2 separate regions of the Mus musculus genome follow, and region 2 is linked to region 1. A link is a loop called in an ENCODE intact Hi-C map of the cell type or tissue named here. Cell type or tissue: heart. All regions are shown on one strand.

Region 1 (8,000 bases):
GAGATGTTTTCAGTGACCAAAGGTCAATCAGGTGACTAAAGTGCAGTCATACAAATGTGTCACTGCAGTGGATTTTACATAAAAGCTGTCATCCTGTTGAATCTATCAATCAATAGACCCAAGAAAAAAGGAGGAGGAAGCAATTCCTATGTGGTTCTTTAAAGTCAAGAGCAAAGGTTCTCTTAGTTTAGACATGACCCTTCTGGTATACTTGGCTTTTCTGCCACTCATTGTAAGCCAGTAGGTTGACATATTAACATATTCACATTTTCTGTGAGTTTAGTTGGCAAGAACCAATCTAAGACTGATGGTATCAGGATGTGTTGACACAAACAAGTTCTGAAAAAGCTGAAATCCAAGCACTGGTTCAGGTGATCAAAGCCAGGCCTGGGTCAACGTGAAGTTACCCATCCCAATCACTAAAATCGCAGAACCCGCTTAATTCTAGAAGAAGCTTGAACTGAACTGAAAGAATTAGACTTTGGGCTACACCCTGAAGGTCAAGAGAGCCTAGCAGAGCTGTTATTTCTAATTTGGGAGGTATGATTTAGCTGGGGCCATCTTCAATTACCTGATGAAAAGCAAGACAGGTACAGGTCAACCTAAATGACTAGTTTACCTCCTGAGAATCTTTTTTTGTTTGTTTGTTTGAGACAAGAGTTTCAGTATGTAACCCAGGTGGTCTGGTACTCACAATGTAGACTAGGCAGGCCCCCAAATCCCATAGAGCCACTTGCCAAGAGACTCTTCCAGGATACAACTTGCATTTCTATCATGATTCTACATAGCTACCTCTTGCTTTACTTGGCCAACACATTTGTCCAAAAGTAGTTATCTGTCAAAAATTGCACACTTTACAGGCATGGTGCCTCACACCTGTATCCCCAACATTTGGAAGCCTGTGACAGACAAACTGTCTAGACTTTGAAGCAGGCCTGAGCTACATAATGAGTTCCAGGCTAGCCGAGGATTCATAGTAAGACTGTCTCAACTCCTTTCCCCACCCCCATCCAAACTGTATACTCTTTGGTAGCCTGAGAGCTACTGAGGTCCATAGAGATTAAAACAAATCCTCATAATAAAGATGAGGAAATCTAGAACATTTAAGAAATAAATCGCTTAATATATTTATTGTAAGTAAAGATTCTCCAGACAGTTAAGGGGTGACAAGACAGCCTTTACAATATCACTCATTATCTTCTTTGCTTTTAGGGAAGATTAAAATGTTCTCAATTTTCTATCTTAAACCCTCTCTTTTTGCTTTTGTGTGTGCATACATGTCATGTGCTTATATATGTATGTATGTATGTAGCTCTGGCTGTCCTGGAACTCACATGCAGAACTCCAGAGACTATCCATCTTATCTTGAACCATTTTTTTAAAGGTTGGAGGAGGGTAGCAATATTTTGAGACATCTCACTATGTAGACCTGGCTAGCCTAGAACTCACAGAAATTCACCTTCCTACTTCTGCCACCTGAGTACTGGAATTAAAGGGCTATGCCAATACATTCAGCCCAGTGAGTGTCTTTATTAGGCTTAAGGAAGGAATGGGATGGCTTTTGTAGTTTGTTTTATGTTTTCAGATGGTGAATTTGCATGTAAATCCTCTATGAGAAAAAATATAAAATATCTGAGACTAAACATGCCTTTGCCTATTAGTACTCTACTATAGAATATTGCACATTACACTCAAGTGTGTACTACATGTAAAGGGGGTCTACCAAAACCCCCTTTAAATTTGAAAAATTCGAAAATTTCAAGTGTCCTGGCACGGCAGGAAACCTCTATTGCACTGTGAGTTCTACATATCCCTCAAAAACCAGTTTAATCTCACATCCTGTTTGAGAATACGGACTGAAAAATTTTAAAGACACATTTGGCCATGTTTCCTGTTCTCCAAACTTACCACCGATCTATACCAAATATATGAAATATACGTGTAATTGAAAAGCTGGCTGTCTACTCCTTACTCAATTTCCTGACTGTAGTATTTTATACACAAAGAGCTTTCCTAATACTTACAGGAAGTGTGGACAAGATTTTCGTCACTAAGAATGTATTAAATCCCATGTGTGCCTTTCCCGAAAAGAGTAGACTTTCTCCTGTCTGGAATTCACATTAAAAACAAAAAGTGTTCCAATAGAACAGGACTGCCTTTTAGGCAAAATTTAGGAACTTGAACTTTTTTTCAGGGTTACTTTCTCTTAAAATGTCCTTAAAGGACAAAATACTAGGACCCTTTGCACTTCTTACTTGCCCTGTGGCTTTCCCAAGTGAACTTTCCTTCCATTCTACTAGCACAGCAATGCTACTTCAGTGAGAGAAAGACAAATGTCAGTTACTTTCCCCAGAGGGAAACAGCAGAAGATTAAGGGCTGAGGTCTAGGGAGGGGCTAAAACCTTCCTGCCTAAGACCAGCCCCACCTGCTTGGGGCCCAGCCTTTACAGCCCTATCTCCACACTACCCGGCTCCATGTGAAACTGGTCATGTGAGCCTGTTTACAGCTGAGCAGCTGGTGCAACCATCAGGATCTGTGCAGAGGTCCAGGGAGGGGTAAGGATACAGGCCACTTACCTCCTTTCTCCCCTATGTAATTCCAAGAAGATACTTGCTTCGACCACCAACCACCCTCCCTCCCAGTCTCTCTACTTTCCTTCATGCCCCTTCAGGCAAAGCCATCCTGGGACGCCTGGCTCCGGTCGCCCCCCGCCCCGTTTCCGTCCAGTTGCTCGCGGGGGGGAACGGCTGAACTGCAGGAAGGGCGAGGACAGGGTCATCCCAAACTAGGTAGTCGACTGACTTCCCTCCCACAGCCCTCCAGGCAATGTCCGCCAAAGAGTTGTCCCTAGAGCTGCATCCCCAAGGCAACTGAACTCTTGTCGGGCAGGCAGCGGGAGGTTTCGGAGGCTGCCTTCGTCTAGGCAGGGGTAGCTACACAACTCTGCTGGCCCTGGAGACCCTGCAGAAGGGCCACCAACAGTCCAAGAACGGTGGACCCGCTGCCCGGTCCCCGCCACCCACCTTAGCCCGGCACTGAACAGCCCTGCTGTCAGTCACAGAGCCAAGCTCTGGCTACGGGTACTGGCATTGTCTACACCGGAGGGGGAGGTCTCAGCCATGTAAGTTCCATGTCTTCCCCGCAAGTCAGAGAAAGTGGGTGACGGGACATTGAGGGACTCTCACCTCAGCAACACTGGCTCCTCGGAAAGCAGCTGCGACTGCTCCCTGCTCCTTTGTCAGAGTCTCCAGACTGCACTGCCTGCTGGGATATGGGAGGACTCGACTGCCACCTCTCCCCGCCCAGGAGGATGAGTCGCAACTGGGGGGTGGGTGAGAAGAGGAAGGAAAGGCGGGCCCGGGGCGGGGTCTAGCCGGGGGCGGGGCTTCTGTGTTGCCACCTGGCTTCTGGGGTTTCTTCCTTCTCTATGCTTCAAACTACTTCCTTTGTCCTCTGGCCGCCCCTCCTTTTCCTCCGCCCCCCTCACCCGCCCCCAGAGGATTAGAGGCTTTCTCTGAGTGCAATCTCTTTGCACTCATTTGGTGGTGACCTTTGACGTCTGCCTCATTCACTCCTCTCCCCAACTCAGAATGCATTCCATACAATGAATACCCAAGGCTTGTGACTCTTCCTCTGAGACTCTGTATTAAGCACTAGCTCTCTTTCTCCACTCTATCATCGGCGCAAAGCAGACTGTTCAGGATTTGTTCATGCTGCTACAGTAGCTTCCTATTTGGATTCATTCTTTCTACTGTTACTTTGTCTAAACTATTGCCCAGACAGCAATCCAGTTGGCTCAGTCTAAGGTATAGGTGACCCTGCTGTTCTACTTAAAGCTTTTCAAGCCTGGCATGGTAGAACAAGACTATAATCCCAGTATTCAAAGGCTGAGGCAGGAGGATCCTGAGTTAAGACAAATTTGAGTTACAAAATAACAATTGACTTTTAAAGGGGAAATCTCTATTCTCAGGTCTGTACTCTATTCTTAGAGTCTTTCAGGCAGGTATGCTGCTACAGGGCTTTAATCCTAGCACTTAGAAGGGGAAGCAGTAGATCTTTGAGACTGAGGCCAGCCTGCTTATATATGAGACCCCATCTCAACACCAAGCAAACAACAAATGAGAGAGAAAAGACTTTTCGGCTAGGAACAATGGACAACTGTTAAGTCAAGCACCAAAGGGGCAAAGTCCCAAAGACCCCAAGGACTTCATATCTCAGCAGCCTGGCCTACCTAGCAAGACCCAGTGTGCTGGACACAAGACAGCCAGGATAGAGAAACCCTGTCTCAAAAAAGAAAAGTAAATGAAATGGAAAACACTTCAAAATTCAAACTTAATTATGTTCAAAAAGGAACAATACGGTCCAAGGGTACCCTCTGCACAAGTATAAGACCCAAAACCTTCCTCATTACTCTTAATCAATGGGTCTATAACAGTAGATATCACTTGGGCCCTAGGCTCTGAGACCTTTACTCACAGACTTTGTGCAATGCTCTTATCTGTCTTTTGAACACCTATCTTTCAGGATCCAGGGGAAATGTCACTTTCCCAACTAACCTTTCAGAATCTTCCATAAGAACGACATGTCTTATTTGTTTGTCTGAAACGTGGCCTGACTATAGCGCTAGCTGGTCTGACACACGTTATGGAGGCCAAGATGGTTCTAACTTGCAGTGATCCTCCTATCATGCTGGGATTACAGGCATGTACCACTAAATCCACCAGACGCTTTCATAAAAACTGTTGACCCCTATTCTACTAGCAAAGAACACTGCTAATTCTGTTTTGCAATTCTTCCTGATATAGGTAACCATGTCCTATTCCCTCAGAAGAGGCCATTGCTTCCAGCATCGTGCCCCTTCTACAATACATTCGTATATGTACTGGCTAGTTTTGTGTCAACTTGACACAGCTGGAGTTATCACAGAGGAAGGAGCTTCAGTTGAGGAAATGCCTCCATGACATACAACTGTAAAGCATTTTCTCAATTAGTGATCAAGGGGGAAATGTGGAAATCAAGAGCAGTGGTAACTTCCTGGGATCTATGAAGATGATCCTAATGAAGACTCAAAGTAATGGGGAATGATAACTATGAAATAGTCATCTCTTGTAGACAGACAAGCTAGTAAGGAACATCCCTCCATGGCCTCTGCATCAGCTCCTGCTTCCTGACCTGCTTGAGTTCCAGTCCTGACTTCCTTTGGTGATGAACAGCAGCATGGAAGTGTAAATTGAATAAACTCTTTCCTCCCCAACCCAACTTGCTTTTTGGTCATGATGTTTGTGCAGGAATAGAGACCCTGACTAAGACAGTATGCAATTTAATTATATGTGATACTTTGCCTCTATTGCATCAGAAATCCTAAGTAGGCCCAGAAAGGACTCCAAGCAAGGCTTCGTATGACAGTCACTCTTTCTTCACTAGCACAGCTCTCCATCTTGACCTGACCAAGTGTTGTTTTTGCAAATAAACTGGTTAGGCAGCCAAACATTGCAAAAGGACCAAAGCTTGTACTCCTCTTGCAGGTCAGACTGGTTTGTGGTAAAATATGTGGTTGTGGAAGACATAACTGATAGAGCTCATCTGAGAAGCCAGTGTAGAAAAGTATATGGTGCCACCGACATTGATTGAGTTTCTAGGCAGATATACTACTTTTCTTTTGGGGGGGGGGGCTTTTTGATTCCTATGGTTCAGGCCCCTCATCATTTCAAACCTTATGCATTGTTTGTGACATAAAGTCTTTTGCCAAAGTGGGCAGGGAGATGTGCTGAGGGGAAGCTGGAATATGGTGACAGTCCTGCAGCCACCCACAGAACAAAGGAAAGGCTTTGCATTTGTAAACTTTAGAAGGTAAATGGTCTCTGAGCTTAGAGGGCTTGTCTTCTGTATAAACTGGAATCCTGAAGAAGTGGCTTCAATTGTCTGTGCTGGCAAGTAAGTGCAAGCAAAACAACAAAGCACAAACACTTCTTTTTTTTCCCCATTGTCCTTGTGTAGGCTTCCAGCAGAAGGCATGGCCCAGATTAAGAGTGTGTACCACCACACCTGGATTTGGAACTTGCTTTGTCCTAGGCTGGCCTTGAACTCAGAGATCTGCTTGCCTGTCTCCTGGGATTAAAAGTGTATACTACCTTGCCTGGGCCTAAACTTTTCATGGCCACTATGCCTCAAGATCTGGATCACAAGTGTGCCCTCCATTTCTGGATTGTAGTTCATTCCAAATGTAGTCACGTTGACAACCAAAAATAGCTATCACAGCCGGGCAGTGATGGTGCACGCCTTTAATCCCAGCACTTGGGAGGCAGGGGCAGGGGCAGGGGCAGGGGCAGGTGGATTTCTGAGTTTGAGGCCAACCTGGTCTACAGAGTGAGTTCCAGGACAGCCAGGGCTACACAGAGAAACCCTGTCTTGAAAAACAAAACAACAACAACAACAACAACAAAAACAAAAAAGAAAGAAAGAAAGAAAGAAAGAAAGAAAGAAAGAAAGAAAGAAAGAAAGAAAAAAGAAAAGAGAAAAGGAATAGCCATCACAGGAAGATACTAGATAGGATATCCCACACCTTAATTTAGGAAGCTGATCCTATTGATCCTCCCTACTTTGGGGATGCCACAGGCTTACCAGTTTAGAGAATATACTAGATAGAATGGCTGATCTCCTCCTGTGATCTAACAGTGGGTGCCTTTGAGTTGTTCTTCCATCATTTAAGGTGTGTCGGCTTTTTAATTGTATTATAATAGACTATATTATAAGTGATGTTCAGAAAAGTCCTTTCCTGGAGAGATGAAAAACAAAGTCTGCCTCCTCCTTATAACAAACCAAAGCATGATTCCACTGAAGTTCAACCTGAAGTATCAAGGAATGTGGGGTTTACTTATAGAACATAAGTGAGGGGTTGCCTATGATTGGATGAGTGACCCTAAAGCAGCCACTTGGGAAAGTCTTTACACACTGAGGCCAAGATAATGAGGACAGAATTACATACATACAAATGGCTAGGCAGAATGGCTGGACCTTCAGGTAAGGGTCTATTGACCCAGCCTGGCCTGTTTTGTTTTGTTTTGTTTTGTTTTGTTTTGTTTTGTTTTGTTTTGTTTTGTTTTGAAGGAGTATCAATAGTCTGTAAGCCTGATTGTGATGGTTTCTTGCCATGGTTTAGTTGGTCTGAGGAAGAGAGCATCTGTTTTCTCTGAAGACCATGTTCTATAACAACAAAGTTTCTGTAACCCCAAAGTAGGGACAGAGATCCTTATCCCTATGTGATGTACAAGCTCCTAGGAGATTCTAATATGGTAACATGTGTAGTGTATATGACTCCATAAACTGTATTATACTTTTCAAAATAAGAGGTTTTTTTATTTAAATTCTTCAATTTAAATTTTTTGAAGATTTATTTTTATTCATGTGTGTGTACATATATGTATGTATGTGAATGCTCTGTGTGCATTCTGCAGAGGCTAGAAGAGGGTGGCAGATCTCTTGGGATTGGAGTTACAGGTGGTTGTGATGCAGTATGTGGGTGCTAGAAATTGAACCCAGGCCCTCTGTAAGAACATCAAGCTCTCCCAACCACTGAGCTGTCTCTCCAGCTCTGTTACTAAAATTCTTAATGTTCTACAATTTAGCCATATGTGCTTAGGAATCAAATTGCTTTATTGCAAATTCTTGGGGATGATACATTATATATGTTTTGTTTTTTAAGTAAGCATACAAAGTAAACTGTAGGCATTTCCATACATATGTATCATTCTGCCTTCTAATTTACCCCTTCCTTTTTGCTTTCTTCCCCTGTGGCTGGTTCCCTTTGTTCTCATAAGCAGTCTACCATACTGCTTTCATGTCAACATCTCTTCCTCCCCTCTCATGATCATTTTCCATTTTCTAATTTCATAACACACACTCCTGAGCCTCTCTGTCCCCCCTCCCCTCTCCCCCCCACCTCTCTCTCTCTCTCTCTCTCTCTCTCTCTCTCTCTTTCTCTCTCTCCCACACACACACT
Region 2 (8,000 bases), 380 kb before region 1:
CTTTGCTCATACCCCACTCTGGGCATCTAGTCCCAGCAGGTCTCCCACGGAGGCCTAACCAGGCAGTCTAAGTACTCCTAACCATTGAGCCGTCTTTCTAGCCCATGGTTTTTTTTTTCTCTCAGAATTGGTTAAATATTGTAGTTTTTGCCTAACACTATTTTATTATTATCAATGGTGTCTAAAATAACATCCATTTATAAATAAGACCAAAATGAATTATTTTGATCACCAAAAAATGGGAATAGTCCCTCTTAGAGGTTTCTTTATGTAAATTTTATACTCTTGTTACCTCTGTTATATGTCTATCTTATTTGGATAAAAATAATCTGGATTATTGTAGCAGGTGGGAAAAAGACTTAATTATATCAGAAAAAAGATGCCTTACAGTTTTATTATTGTTTTGGGTGGGGTTCTTTTTGTGAGGGATTAGTTTACTTTATTTAGTCTGGGATATATTTTCTTTATATAGGCCAGGCTTGTCTCAGACTGGGAATCCGTTTTAGTCTCTTAAGTGTTGGGATTATGAGCATAGACTGCTATGCCTAGTCTTGTAGTTTTTTTTTTTTTTTACTTTGTAAATTTTAGATGAAAGAAAAAACAGCTAACTTATTTTATTAATGACTATCATGAATTGAATTTTCACTTTTTTATTTTTGTGCAATTGGTAGTTCAGAGACCTTTACAGTTTTTTTTTAAATTTCTTTTCCTTTTTTTTCTTTTTGGTTTTTCAAGACAGGGTTTCTCTGTATAGCCCTGGCAGTCCTTGAACTCACTCTGTAGACCAGGCTGGCCTCGAACTCAGAAATCTGCCTGCCTCTGCCTTCCAAGTGCTAGGATTCAAGGTATGCTATGAGTCACAACACTTGACAAATTAAATGGAATTATATCATTTTCCCCTTCCCTTTTCTCCCTCCAGTTCTTCCCATTTGCCCACCCTAGAATCTTTTTCTTTGATTATCATTGTTACCTACACATGTGTATGTATGTATGTATGTATGTATGTATGTATGTGCACATATACTTGTTTGTGTGTAAATGGGTTCAAGGTTGCTCACTCCGCAATGGATAGCCAAAAAGGGAGCTCTTCCTGGGCGTGACTAATTCTTCTCACAGTTGTCATTGGTTGCCTGTAGTTCTTTGTCTAGGGGTGGGACCAAGAGAAATTTCTCAAACCTGGAATCCTCCTGCCTTAGTCTCCTGACTAACTTGCCTTAGTTGATTCTGTAATTCTCTGATGTAGATCCTTAGGATTAAATTCAGATTAAGTTTGGCAGCAAGTTCTTTTATCCACCCTACCGTCTCAGCAGCCTGAGATGGGATCTGGCTGTGTTGCCCAGGCTAGCCCTGCCTTAATTTTCCAGGTACTTAGGACTACAGGTGTATCACCCTATTCCCAGTGGAATGTGTTTTATTCCATAATTAATTAGATTAAACAATGGTCCATGTCATTTTTCTCCCCTATAGTAAAGGGGTATTGAAATTGTGTTTGTTCTGTCTTTCTGTAATTTTATGTTAGGTGGATTTACTAACATTGATAGATCACATAGAAGTGTTAATTACTACCAGTAATAGTAATATTGAGATACACTTGTTATTTTCCTGTTGAGGACTACCAAAATAACTACCATTTAAATAATTTGTTACTAGTAGGAATTCAGACACTTCAAATTGCTTTGAAAACTACTTTCAGTTTTTTCTTGCTGTTTAGTGTCAAAATATCTATGATTCTACTATGCATATTAGTAAAGGGAAAGATTTTTTTTTTTTTTTTTTTTTTGGTTTTTCAAGACCGGGTTTCTCTTTATAGCCCTGGCTGTCCTGGAACTCACTCTGTAGACCAGGCTGGCCTCGAACTCAGAAATCCACCTGCCTCTACTTCCCGAGTCCTGGGATTAAAGGCGTGTGCTACCACCGCCCGGCAAGATTTTTTTTTTTAATTCATGTCCTTACAGATATGGTAGTTACAGGCCTACTTGCCTAGAGTGGTTATAACTTATTCCTGGGCTGAGTAGTCTACTACCTTATTTTAATTTTTCTTATAGCTTTAACCCTTGGAAAGGAAACAAATACTCTATGTATGTTATTTGTAGGACTGATAAAAAAAAAGAAAATGAACATAGTACCATTTTAAGTTGTTTTCATATTTAGGAGTATCTATCAATAAATTATAATTTTTGTTTAATCATATCCAGACATAATATAAATTATCTCAAGGATAGCTTATCATCTGCTTTTTTTGAGATTTTTTTTAAAAAGTTTTATTTGTTTTTGAAAAATTTTAATATATTTGAATTAAGCTAGTGTCTCACTGTGTAGCCAAGAACTAGTAGTTTTCTGTCTCAGACTTCTAAATGCTGAGTTTATAGGTATGTGCCACCATGCCCAGCACAAATCCCTATTATAAAATGTGCACATTTGTAATAATGGCAATCACATGAAAGACAATCCTTGTGATTTACACATAAAATTTCCTGTTACACAGGTACATTATCAGAAATAATATGAAAAAGGAAATGAACCTAAGCTAATACGACCTTTGGAATGTCAGGTTATTGTCTACAATTTGGATTGTTTAAGTCTCTTTATAGTAAAATATAACATTGTTCATGAGCCCAAACAAGACTCCATTAAATGGAAGTGAGTCCTAAAATGACTACTTGGGAGACAGGGGGAGAAGGTTCAGCTACATAGTGAGTTCAAAGCCAGCCTGAGCTCATGAGACTGTCTCAGAGAAGAAAACTATTGTGAATTAAGAGTTGTATAGTACCAGGCAGTGGTGGTGCATGCCTTTGAACCCAGCACTTGGGAGGCAGAGGCAGGCAGATTTCTGAGTTCGAGGCCAGCCCGGTCTACAGAGTGAGTTCTAGGACAGCCAGGGCTATACAGAGAAACCCTGTCTCGAAAAACCCTCCAAAACAAAACAAAAAATCCCCAACAAGGACAGGAAGAGTTCCAAGCCAGCCCGGGTCACATAGTGTTGAGACAGGAAAGGGTGTGTGTGTGAGAGAGAATAATAGATAGTAGAAAAATTGTTTTGAATTTTATGACTAGTAATCAGCATGTTCAAAGTTTTAGAATGGACAGAAATGTGACCGTCACATCTGTGCACCTGTGTTCACACATGCATGACCACATAAATACACACACACACACACACACACACACACACACAATCTCAAGTGAAGAGTTGTAAGACTTTTTGCATTTTGGAGAAGAATTATGTTGATATGGCTTTAATAAACTGGGTATGATGGTTCATACCCATAAACCCATCATATGAGAAGCCGAGGCAGAAAGATTGCCCCGGGTTTGAGGATAGCTTAGACTATGTCGTGAGATTAAGTTTATGGTGTACTGCAGAGCCAAGGCAATCTGAAATCAGAAACAAATTTTTTAATGTTAAAATAACTATAAGCATTTCAGAGGAACAAAACAAAAATTCTCAGATATGAATTTGTTTTAATTAGAAATCAAGACTTTTGCATTGGTGTGTTGATGGAAATAGAATTCCTATTTTTGAGTAATTCCTGATGTTTGTATTCTTAGACTACTTGGGTGCACATCTGTAATCCCAGCACTCAGAGGCAGAGGGAGGAAGATCATAGCAAGTTTGAGGCCAACCTAATCTATATAGCTAGTTCCAGTACAGCTAGAGTTACATAGTAAGACCCTGTCTCAAACACACATAAAAAGACTGGGATGAACTTGGCAGAGTTCACATTGGATTTGTCTTTAATTGAAACAGTCTTTGAAGTTCTTAGGTAGGTTACCTGTAGAACCTGTAACCAGGCATTGAGCTATTTTAGTAGGTGCAGTAGTCTGATGAAACCTGGGTGTGATAGGCTTAAGGCAGAAACAGAGTGAGTGGGCAGAGGGTATGAGAATGCCTCAGGAAAGTCATTGTGGTATTCTAATTTTGATTCTAAGGTACTTTGAAATAATCCAGCTTTATTTTTGTCAGGTAGTACATAAGTTCTCATGAGCCTGGCCTGAATATTTATTGTTGTTATCTTATAAAATTGAGCAGTCTGTCATCTTTCCCCAAAACATGAACTAAAATTTGCTTTATAGAACTTACAAAAATGCTTTTTTTGTAAAATACTCTTTGAATATTCCTTTGTATGATACAAATGCCCAATTTCTATTTTTGTTACTAAATGTCCTAATATAAATATTAAGTGAATGTTAAGCAGGTTTTTTTAGCTCTCTAATTTTTTAAAGAAATTGCCATAATGTTTCACAAATTTTTCTGATTATGAAAAAAAATACATGTGTATTTAAGAATAAATCAGTATTCTGCATGCTGCAGGTTCTTGTGAACAGACCTAAAAATAAATAAAATTCTATCAAACATTGAGCTCAAAATAGACCTTTTGTGACTAAACAGAGAGACAGACAGACTATACAACTTTTAATTTTTTTCTCTGGGAGAAACCTCAAAATATATCTGAATTCTGAGCTGGGTGTTGACAGTCCCAGTACTTGGAAAGTAGAAGAAGGGTTGTGAGTTTGAAACCAGCATGAGCTATGCAATGCAATTCCATCTCAAAAACAATGGCAAGTGAATTCTGCAAAGAACGTAAACTTATGTAATTTTAATTTTTTTCAAAGTCAAACCACTTGTGACGAAAGCACCTAATAAAACGTTAACTGAAAGGAAGAACTCTGTATGAATTCACAGATATGATGAAATTTAGTTATGATTTGGCCAATATTCCTTGAAAACTGCCAGAGCGTAGACAACCAGGTCTTGTAGTCTATTCGGTTTAGAGGATTTTTTGGGATGGGGGCAGGAGCTCTCTATGTAGGTCACCTTGGCCTTTAACTCGTGATTATCCCTGCCTTTGTACCCGAGTGCTGGCATTAGAGATGTGTGACACCATGTGCAGCTTGATGCTTTAGTTCTTACAACACCGTGCCAGGGACTGCTGCTTCTTAGATGGGGCTTAAAAGTTGGGAATGTCATGTAAGATTGAGTAGTCTAATTCTTCCTGGCTTATTTCTCTCAATAAGTTTTTTTAAAAAGATTTTTATTTATTATTATAGATAAGTACACTGTTGGCTGTCTTCAGACACACCAGAAGGGGGCATCAGATCTCATTCCAGATGATTGTGAGCCACCGTGAGGTTGCTGGGATTTGAACTCAGGACCTTCGGAAGAGCAGTCAGTGTTCTTACCCGCTGAGCCATCTCTCCAGCCCCTCTCATTAAGTTTTGATTAATAGATTAACTTATGATCTTTTAAGCTTTTCTTGTAGTTTAGTTTTTGTTTTGCTTTTAGTGTAAAGAGGGCTGGAGATGAGCTTGGTTGCTGGAGTGCTTGCCCGGTATGCATGAAACCCTGGGTTTGACACCTAGCATCGCATAAACTGGGTGTGATATACTCATGCTCATAATCTAAAAGAAGGAGAAGCTTCAGAAGTTGAAGGTCAACTGCATAGTGAGTTTTAGGCCAGTTTAGGATCCATGACACCCCCCCGCCCCCCATATCTCACTATAATTCACTGTCAAATGGCTTTTATGATTTGGAGTTTGGGGATACTTTTAAAGACAGGGTCTTGGTAGCTCCTAGATGGCTTGGGATTCACTTAGTAACCCTTGCTGGCCTAAAATTCAGGAACTTCTACCTCATCTTCCCAAGTACTGGGTTAGTAGGGATGTCCAGCATATTTAGCTTGCTTTAATGATTTTGCTGTACTTTTTTCTGTGTGTACAGGTGCATGTATATTTATAAAACTAACATAATATATTTTACCCCCAAAGTACCATAACCCTAATTAATGCTATTAAATGTTTTGTATGCTGGGCTCTGGGCATACTAATATAACCAATATTATACAATGCAAAACAATTTTGGAATATCTTCTGTAAAATTATCTTATTAGTAAGTTGTAACCATCTCAGACTTCTAAGTTTGAGTTTGTAAAGGATCAGTTTTTTTTGGTGACCTACACACACACACACACACACACACACACACACACACACACACACACACACAGGGGGGTGGATTCTGAGAATTTAGAGAATTTAGATGGTTAATACCAGTTTTTATTTTTATTCTGTGTGATATTTATTTATTAAGATTTATTTATTTATTACATGTAGGTACACTGTATCTGTCTTCAGACACACCAGAAGAGGGCATCAGATCTCGTTACAGATGGTTGTGAGTCACCATGTGGTTGCTGGGATTTGAACTCAGGACCTCTGGAAGAACAGTCAGTGCTCTTAACCGTTGAGCCATCTCACCAGCCCCGTGATATTTTATTTAACTTACTAGAATATACTGTGTTAAAACATATTTTAGGGGATTGGGGAGATGGCCCATTCTGTAAAGTGTCTGCCATGTCATCTTCAGGACCTGCGTTTGTAACCCCAGCATGGAGAAGACAGAGACAGGGAGACCCCTGGGCTTCCTGGCAAGCTAGACTAGCAAATTTGGTTAACTAGGTTCAATGAGAGACTCAGTCTCAAAACATAAGAAGTGAATTTTTTAGACCCAATTTCAATCTCTGAACTCCATACGTATGCACATGTACCTGCATATAAATATATATACACACCCATAAACACATGCACACACAAAAAATGGTTCAAAAGTTCTTAAAATGTATAAGAGTAGAAAGTGTAGAGCCGGGAGTGGTGGCGCACGCCTTTAATCCCAGCACTTGGGAGCAGAGGCAGGTGGATTTCTGAGTTCGAGGCCAGCCTGGTCTACAGAGTGAGTTCCAGGACAGCCAGAGCTATACAGAGAAATCCTGCCTCAAAAAACCAAAAATAAAGTGTATATACTAATCTTTCATGCCTAAAATATTTATTTTTGCCACATTTTTCATACCTCTTTAATATTTTTCTTTTTCTCTTTGTGCTTCAAAGGAAATTTTGTGTCATGTTTTACTTTTCATTCTTGACTCTATTCAGCAGTAAGACGCAGCATGGCTTTCTTAGAGAAGTATAATCTATTACAAAACGGTAACATTTAACTGCTCTACATACCCTCTTGTAGCTAAATTCCTCTGTTAAACTAAGACTTATTATCTAAACGTAATTAAATGTTGATATCTTATAATGCTCCACTTTGAAACAGCTGTCTTTCTTTTGCAGATTAGCGATGATGAACCAGGTTATGACCTAGATTTGTTTTGTATACCTAATCATTATGCCGAGGATTTGGAAAAAGTGTTTATTCCTCATGGACTGATTATGGACAGGTTAGTAAGACCTCGATTGAAGTTATTTTTAGAGGGTGTGTGTGTGGTGTGTGTGTGTGTGTGTGTGTGTGTGTGTGTGTGTGTGTGTGTGTGTGTGTAAGAGAGAGAGGAGAGGCATGTGTGATATATATGTGAAGTGTATTGCATGTACATGGAATCCAGAGAAGGACATTAGGTGTCCTACTCTGTTGCTCTCTTATTCCCTTGAATCAGTGTCTCTTGCTGAACCTGGGGCATACATACTGATTTGGCTAGGCTGCCTGGCTAGCAAGACCCAGGGATCTGCTTGTCTCTGCCCCCCAGTGCTGACGTTACAAGCAGGTGCAACCACATCTGGTTTTTATATGGGTACTGGGGGATCTGAACTTAGGGCCTGATGCGTGCCCAAGTGCTCTCACCCGCCAAGCCACCTCTCCAGCCAAAGGGTTTTTTTTCTTGTATTAATTCTAACTTAGCAACTGTTGAGTAGTTGATGTTTGAATATAAGCTAAGCCAACTTATTAGAATAAATGTTTTCTATTTTTTACTTGTATGTGTGAGTGCCTGCATGTATGTATGTGAAGCATATGTATTCCAGGATGTCAGAATTGTGATGGATTCCCTGGAACTGGAGTTACAGACCATTGTGAACCACTGTGTATGGGTGCTGGGAACTGAACTTTAGGTCCTCTGCAAAAACAGTAAGGATCTTAACTGATAAACTATCTTTCTAGCCCTAAGGCTTTCTACTTTTAAAGTTCGTTTCTCTTTCTCTCTCTCTCTCTCTCTCTCTCTCTCTCTCTC

Evidence for each region. Hi-C counts contacts between places; a loop is a spot of excess contacts. Peaks named below come from ENCODE experiments on the same cell type or tissue, not always from the same donor. Only the 100,000 strongest peaks of a DNase experiment are listed, where the experiment ranks them.
Region 2: a loop joins it to region 1, with 2.3 times the contacts of the local background. A loop is called at or near these places in 2 of 42 quality-filtered maps.

The regions. Positions count from the first base shown.
Region 1 is chrX:53,367,236-53,375,235 of GRCm38, forward strand. Mospd1 (motile sperm domain containing 1) reads right to left here and starts at 3,324. Exons shown (of 6, transcript NM_001290514.1): 1 at 3,187-3,324. In heart, no CTCF peak of the experiment used is centred here; DNase peaks (open chromatin) are centred at 2,506, 2,756 and 3,346; H3K4me3 peaks cover 2,020 bases; H3K27ac peaks cover 1,893 bases.
Region 2 is chrX:52,991,981-52,999,980 of GRCm38, forward strand. Hprt (hypoxanthine guanine phosphoribosyl transferase) reads left to right here. Exons shown (of 9, transcript NM_013556.2): 2 at 7,111-7,217. Among named protein-coding and RNA genes, the nearest start is that of Hprt, 7.9 kb to the left of the region's middle. In heart, no CTCF peak of the experiment used is centred here; no DNase peak of the experiment used is centred here.